Linked DNA regions of Homo sapiens: region 2 is linked to region 1. The links are chromatin contacts, found by POLR2A ChIA-PET in ENCODE. All regions are on one chromosome and are shown on one strand. Each heading gives the region's core, a stretch centred on a gene start or an enhancer-like site at or near the end of the contact. The rest is flanking DNA. Distances are from core to core; before and after follow the strand shown.

Evidence for each region. ChIA-PET counts read pairs that join two places held with the same protein, here RNA polymerase II (POLR2A).
Region 2: POLR2A ChIA-PET joins it to region 1 with 10 read pairs in Panc1. The contact joins two enhancer-like sites. POLR2A ChIA-PET finds 5 or more read pairs at or near these places in 2 of 52 experiments (GM10248 and Panc1).

What each region holds. Positions count from the first base shown.
Region 1 is chr7:6,381,005-6,384,464 of GRCh38, forward strand. All of the region lies in intron 1 of RAC1 (Rac family small GTPase 1), which reads left to right. Among named protein-coding and RNA genes, the nearest start is that of RAC1, 8.2 kb to the left of the region's middle. Within about 2 kb of position 1,972, at least 5 of the 41 ENCODE cell types and tissues checked have a DNase peak (open chromatin) inside an H3K27ac peak, as active enhancers do.
Region 2 is chr7:73,713,983-73,717,292 of GRCh38, forward strand. The region is part of intron 1 of STX1A (syntaxin 1A); the gene reads right to left. Among named protein-coding and RNA genes, the nearest start is that of STX1A, 4.0 kb to the right of the region's middle. RefSeq lists an enhancer at 1,465-1,996. Within about 2 kb of position 1,774, at least 10 of the 41 ENCODE cell types and tissues checked have a DNase peak (open chromatin) inside an H3K27ac peak, as active enhancers do.

The sequences.
Region 1 (3,460 bases), core at 722-3,221:
CTTACAGGCACCCACCACCATGCCTGGCTAATTTTTGTATTCTTAGTTGAGACAGGTTTCACCATCTTGGCCAGGCTGGTCTGGAACTCCTGACCTCAGGTGATCCACCTGCCTCGGCCTCCCAAAGTGATGGGATTACAGGCGTCAGCCACCATGCCCGGCCTGATTTTGAAAAAGAATAGGGACTGTGTGCAGTTACATATAAATTCTTATTTTTGAACTCTTGTGTGTTCAGCTGGCTTGTATCAACTACACCAGGGTTAGCCTTGATTCTGGAAGGGTGGATTCAGACTTCAGCTCAGTTGTACATAGTGTCTTCAGCCTAAGTGAGAAACTTTATGCACTATCTTAATTTTTTGAAGCTTCTAGTGGTAATAATTGCTGGCTTTTTTTTTTTTTTTTTGGTAGAAACAGAGTCTTGCTCTGTCGCCAGGCTGGAGTGCAGTGGCACGAAATCAGCTCACTGCAACCTCTGCCTCCCAGGTTCAAGCAATTCTCCTGCCTCAGCCTCCTGAGTAGCTGAGATTACAGGCGTGTGCCACCACACCCAGCTAATTTCTTTTGTATTTTAGTAGAGACGGGGTTTCACTGTGCTGCCCAGGCTGGTCTTGAACTCCTAAGGTCAGACAGTCCGCCCACCTTGCCCTCCTAAAGTGCTAGGATTACAGGCATGAGCCACCGTGCCTGGCTTATGGCTAGCTTTCTTTACATTGATTGTGAAGTCAGATATTGGTAGTAGAACATCATAATTTTAGATTGGGTTTTGTGTTTATTTAGCACTGCACTACTCTAGTGGTGTATTTTTCTGGACAGATTTTATCTGCATAGTTAACGCAGTTATATATAAGGCCTACCGTTACAGAATCCCCATACCTTGTTTGTCAGTGTAAATCGAGGACCTTCATGCGAGGTCTTTAATTTATTCAATAAGTAGGAATATATATTTGACAGTTACTAAATTCTACTGCCTTGTCCTTAAGATCTACATACTTTTTTTTGTTTTTTGAGTCAGAGAGTCTCGCTCTGTTGCTCAGGCTGGAGTGCAGTGATGCGATCTCAGCTCACTGCAACCTCTACCCCGTGGCCTCAAGCGATACTTCTGCCTCAGCCTCCTGAGTAGCTGGGATTACAGGCGCCTGCCACCACACTCAGCTAATTTTTTGTATTTTTAATAGAGATGCAGTTTCGCTGTGTTGGTCAGTCTGGTCTCGAACTCCTGGCCTGAAGTGATCCACCCGCCTTGGCCTCTTGCTGGGATTACAGGGAAGAGCCACTGCGCCTGGCCAAGATCTACTCACTTTTAGACAGCAATATATGCTCTGTATTTTGGTTTGCAATTGTAATTGTCATTGGAAGAGTTTGGCTTTTCTGTCCTGAGATCAACGTGTCTTTAAAAGAAGGCAGTGCAGAAAGTTGTTATTTTTTGAGCTTCTTGGATCTTTTATTTTTTTAACGTGAGGAAATTCCTAGCGTTTCTAGATTTGTTGATTGTGCTTTTAAGTTTTGGTTTATAGATTTCAGGAAGTAACACTAAAGTTTACCCTACTCTCCTCAAAAAGTAAGTAAAAAGTTCTCTTGGCTGGGCGTGGTGGCTCACGCCTGTAACCCCAGCACTTTGGGAGGCCGATGGGGTGGATCTCCTGAGGTCAGGAATTCGAGACCAGTCTGGCCAACATGGCAAAACCCTGTCTCTACTGAAAATACAACAACAAAAAAAAATTAGCTGGATGTGGTGGTGCTTACGTGTAGTCCCAGCTACTTGGGAGGCTGAGGCAGGAGAATTGTTCGAACCCAGCAGGCAGAGGTTGTGGTAAGCCAGGATTGCACCATTGGGCTCCAGCCTGGAAGACAGAGCCAAGACTCCGTCTTAAAGTTCTCTTAATGGAAAAATGAAGAACATAATAGCAACATAAGTTATTTGCTTTCATTGTGGTTATTTCTACAGGACAGGGCAGGGGAAGCACAGATAGGTTAAAAAAAATTGTAGCATCATGAGCTAGGGGGAAATCCAATGTAGAAATGGCATGAACTTTCTTCCAGCCGACTCATGTTCGTTTCCTAGAGTGATGACATTGCTCGATGATTGAAAAGAGGTTGAACTGAGCAGTTAATTATATAAAGTTAGAAATTCCAAAGAAGTAGTAACTACCAGAAATTCTCCAGCAGTATCAGTCAAGACTTGTGGCCAAATACGGCTTCCATTCTTCATGAGGGAAAGGCCATGGAAAGGCTGTCACATTGCCCAGTGCAGATGTTGACTTGGTTTGTGGAAGCGCAGCGTGGACAAGGAATGAATATACACTAATAGGAGTGGAATAACCTTTTTCTTTTACCTATTTGAATAAATTAAGTAAAAGTTTTAATCAGAAGACTTAAAGAGGAGTCGATTTTATCTTTTGATTGCACTAAGCTTAAATATAAGGTTGCACTTTAAGAATTCTGTAGTTTAATAATCATATTCTTATAAGACATAGATTTGTAACAAATAGTGATTGGTAATAAAATTTCAGTCAGTATCAGATTATGCCAGTACCTTGAATTTCTTCCCGGTTGAGCCTTTCTCAGCTAAAGATGTCATTCAGGAAAGGAAGTTTAGAGGATTTTAGACACAGCTGGTTGCCTTTATATTAGTAGTTTTGTTCCTCATATACATAGAGACTTAGGACAGAATAGTAAAAGAAGTGATAATGACATTTTATCATAACAGTCAAAACCTTCATAGCAGCTTATCCTTGACACTGAGTGGCAACTATTGTTAAGGTTTTTACACAACCTTTATCTTTTTTTTTTTTTTTTTTTTTTTTTTTTTTTTTTTGAGACGGAGTTTTGCTCTTGTTGCCCAGGCTGGAGTGCAATGGCGCAATCTCGGCTCACTGCAACTTCCGCCTCCCGGGTTCAAGCGACTCTCCTGCTTCAGCCTCCCGAGTAGCTGGGATTACAGGCATGCACGCCCGGCTAATTTTGTATTTTTAGTAGAGAGGGGTTTCTCCATGTTGGTCAGGCTCTTCTCGAATTCCTGACCTCAGGTGATCCGCCCGCCTTGGCCTCCCAAAGTGCTGGGATTACATGTGTGAGCCACCGAGCCCAGCCAACCTTTATCATTTTTAAAAAGGTCCCTTAGAGCCTTAGGCTCCACTTTCTTCCTCAGCTGCCACATCCAAACCATGGGTAAGCGATGCTTGATCTGCCTCCAAGTTCAAGCAGTCCAGGAAACAGCCCACTTATGTTCACTGTCCAGTCCCCATTCTTGGTCCAGGCCACCATGGATGGCTCCTGGACTGTAGCAACAGCTTCCATGTGTGTCTGCCTTGACTGAGTCCCTGGCGTCCTCAGGCTTCCTGCCACACTGCAGTTGGAGGCTTCTTCTAAAATCCAGTGCTTTCTGGGCAATTTAAAACCTGTGACTTTCCAAGTAGGATCTAGTCCCCATGTCCTTAACAAGAAGAGGTAACGTATTTCC
Region 2 (3,310 bases), core at 524-3,023, about 67 Mb after region 1:
GCTCCACCTGTTTTGCCAGAGCCCCATCCTCTGAACTGCCTAGCGCAGAACCCCAAGCCAGAAACCTAGGACATCTGCCATCTTCCTCCTCTTCTCCCATCCAACCAACATCCAATTTGTCCTGGCACTTTTTTTTTTTTTTTTGAGGCAGAGTCTCGCTCTGTTGCCCAGGCTGGAGCGCAGTGGCGCAATCTCGGCTCACCACAACCTCCGCCTCCCAGGTTCAAGCGATTCTCCTGCCTCAGCCTCCCGAGTAGCTGGGATTACAGGCACCCGCACCACACCCGGCTAGTTTTTGTATTTTTAGTAGAGACGGGGTTTCACCATGTTGGCCAGGCTGGTCTTGAATTCCTGACCTCAGGTGATCCACCCGCCTCGGTCTCCCAAAGTGCTAGGATTACAGGCGTAAGCCACCGCGCCCAGCTCTTTTTTTTTTGAAACAGAATCTCGCTTTGTTGTCCAGACTGGAGTGCAGTGGCAAGATCATAGCTCACTGCAGCCTTGATCTCCCAGGCTCAAGCAATCCTCCAGCCTCAGCCTCCAGAGTAGCTGGGACTACAGGTGCCTGCCACCACACCTGGCTAATTTTAAATTTGTGTAGAGATGGTGGTCTCACTATGTTGCTCAGGCTGGTCTCAAACTCCTGAGCTCAAGCAGTCTTCCCGCCTCAGCCTCCCAAGTAGTTGGTACTGCAGGTGTGAGCCCCCAAGCCCAGCTAACATCCTGGTGTTTTTTTGTTCTGCATTCAGCAGTTCTCAAAGCTGGGCGAGCACCAGAATCCTTTGGGGGGGTTAAAAAAAAAAAACAAAAACGGCTTCCAGGGATCCACCCCAAAGAGACTGAATCAGAATTTATAGGGGTAGCCGGGTGCAGTGGCTCATGCCTTAATCCCAGCACTTCGGGAGGCCAAGGTGGGTGGATCACCTGAGGTTAGCAGTTCAAGAACAGCCTGGTCAACATGGCAAAACCCCATCTCTACTAAAAATACAAAAATTAGCCGGGTGTGATGGTGCATGCCTGTAATCCCAGCTACTCGGTAGGATGAGGCAGGAGAATCACTTGAACCTGGGAGGTGGAGGTTGCAGTGAGCCAAGATTATGCCACTGCACTCCAGCCTGGATGACAGAATGAGACTCCGTCTAAAAAAAAAAAAAAAATTGGCTGGGTGTGGTGGCTTACACCTGTAATCCCAGCACTTTGGGAGGCCGAGGCGGGCAGATCACGAGGTCAAGAGATCGAGGCCATCCTGCCCAACATGGTGAAACCCCGTTGCTACTAAAAATACAAAAATTAGCCGGGCATGGTGATGCACACCTGTAGTCTCAGCTACTCAGGAGGCTGAGGAAGGAGAATCACTTGAACCCAGGAGGTGGAGGCTGCAGTGAGCTGAGATGGCACCATTGCACTCCAGCCTGGAGACAGTGCGAGACTCCGTCTAAAAAAACAAAAAAAAAACCAACAAAAAACACCACCTCCAACCAGGAAGGCTGGGAGGGAGTGCTCCTTACCTCCCTAGCATGGAGACTGCTAGGAAGAACAGACCCTGCTGGAACCACGGGGAGCTGGATGCCCTGAGCTTCCCCTGGCAGAGGTGGGGCAGCCCTGGTGGTCTCTCCTAGCAGAGACTCCAGGATTCCAGGACACCTTCCTGGATGTAATAGTCTGACTCCTCCAAGAGGCGCAGAGGCCAGGCAGCCTCCAGGCGTGTCCCAGGGGAAGCCACCAGGCTGGCAAGGTTGATTCATCACTGCTGAGCACAGTGGCTGTTGTCTGCCTCGAGGGCTATTTTTTTCCCTTCTTCTTTTAAATGACTAATCAAAGTCAATATCACTAGTGCAGAGAGGCCCGGAGCTGAGTCAGGGGTGTGCGAGAGGCCAAGCTGGGTCTCCAGGAAAGACGGCTGTGCAATCTGAGCCTCCTCACCCTGTCTCCAGCCTCCAGCTGTGTGTACACCAGGTCCCCGCCCTGCAGAGCCTGCCCCTTCACAGGGCCCCAGAGTGGCTCAGGGAGGCAGCTTCAGGCCGTGGAAGGGGCCAGGCTCTGCCCCCACAGGCTGCATGACCTCAGATAAACACCTGGCCCTTTCTGGACCTGTTTTCTGATCTGTAAGATAGGAGGTTGAACTAGATGGTCCCGGGAGGCCGTTCCACCTGCACCCCAGATGAAAATGTACCCAAATGCATCGTTCATGCTGGGAAACCTCTGGAACGTAATGGGAGGAAGGATCGGGCGAGCCCTGTCCGGCTCCTGTTCTTACACTCTCGTGCCTGCCACTCTGCAAAGTAGGTAACACTGGCTCCATTCTGCAGATGAGGAAATGAGCAGAGGGAGATTAAGGATGAACCTGCCCGGTGTTGCCACCCAACCGCCAGACTCTTCCCAGCAACGAAAGAGAAGGGGAAACTGATGGGCAAAGCAGGGCCCTGGGCCTTCCCATCCAGGCCTGCCTGGGCTGCTCCAGTGAGTTGGGCCCTAGTCTAGACCTCAAGGCACTTCAGGGGGCCCCAGACACCAGCTGTCAGGACCACCTGCTATTCTCTCCTGGTTGAGCATTCCAATCTCTCTGCCTTCACTAAGCTGTCCCCTCCTTTGGATCACCTTCTCTCCTCCTATTCAAATCCAGCTCCTGCTCCTGTGCTATCCCAGGGTCTCTTCTTCCAGGAAGCCTTCCAGGATTGTGCTGCTCCAACTCTCCCTCCTTGCTACGTCTTCAGCCTCCTGCAACAGGTCCCATGTGTCTGTCCCACATGACCTGGCACATAGACAAATACATGTTCTGGGCCCAGGGAGAAAGGTCAGCTCTGCAAAGTCCCCAGGAAGAAAATCAGGGAGTCTCTGAGTTGAGGGGAGGAGGCAGCTACAGCCTGAGTGGGGCTCCTGGGGATGCTCTAACCTAAAAGTCTTTCCCTGGCTGTGTGACCCTGGCCCTGTCTTCGGTCTCTCTTTGTTACCTGTAACCTGCAAGTGGCCTTTCTGATCTCTGAGGGACTGCGACAGCATTGAGGCCCCCTGGCTAGTCCCCAGTGACCCCCTTCACTCCCCATCTGCAGAGGGAGAGTTGGGAGCTGGAGAAGGCTGGAGAAGGCTGGAGGGCTGGGCCGGGCCTGCAGAGTGAGGAAACGCGCCAGCTCCTTCCCCAAGTGTGACTTTTATAAATAAGCTCTCTTCGCCTCCTTCCAAATGTGGTGGTGTTGGGTGGGGGAGAAGGAGAAAGAAGAGGGAGGAGGAGGAGGAAGAGGGAGGGAGGGAGGGCTGGGAGCGGTGCACAGCCGCTGTCCCCAGCACCATCTCTGTTCAGCCCAGCCCAGCC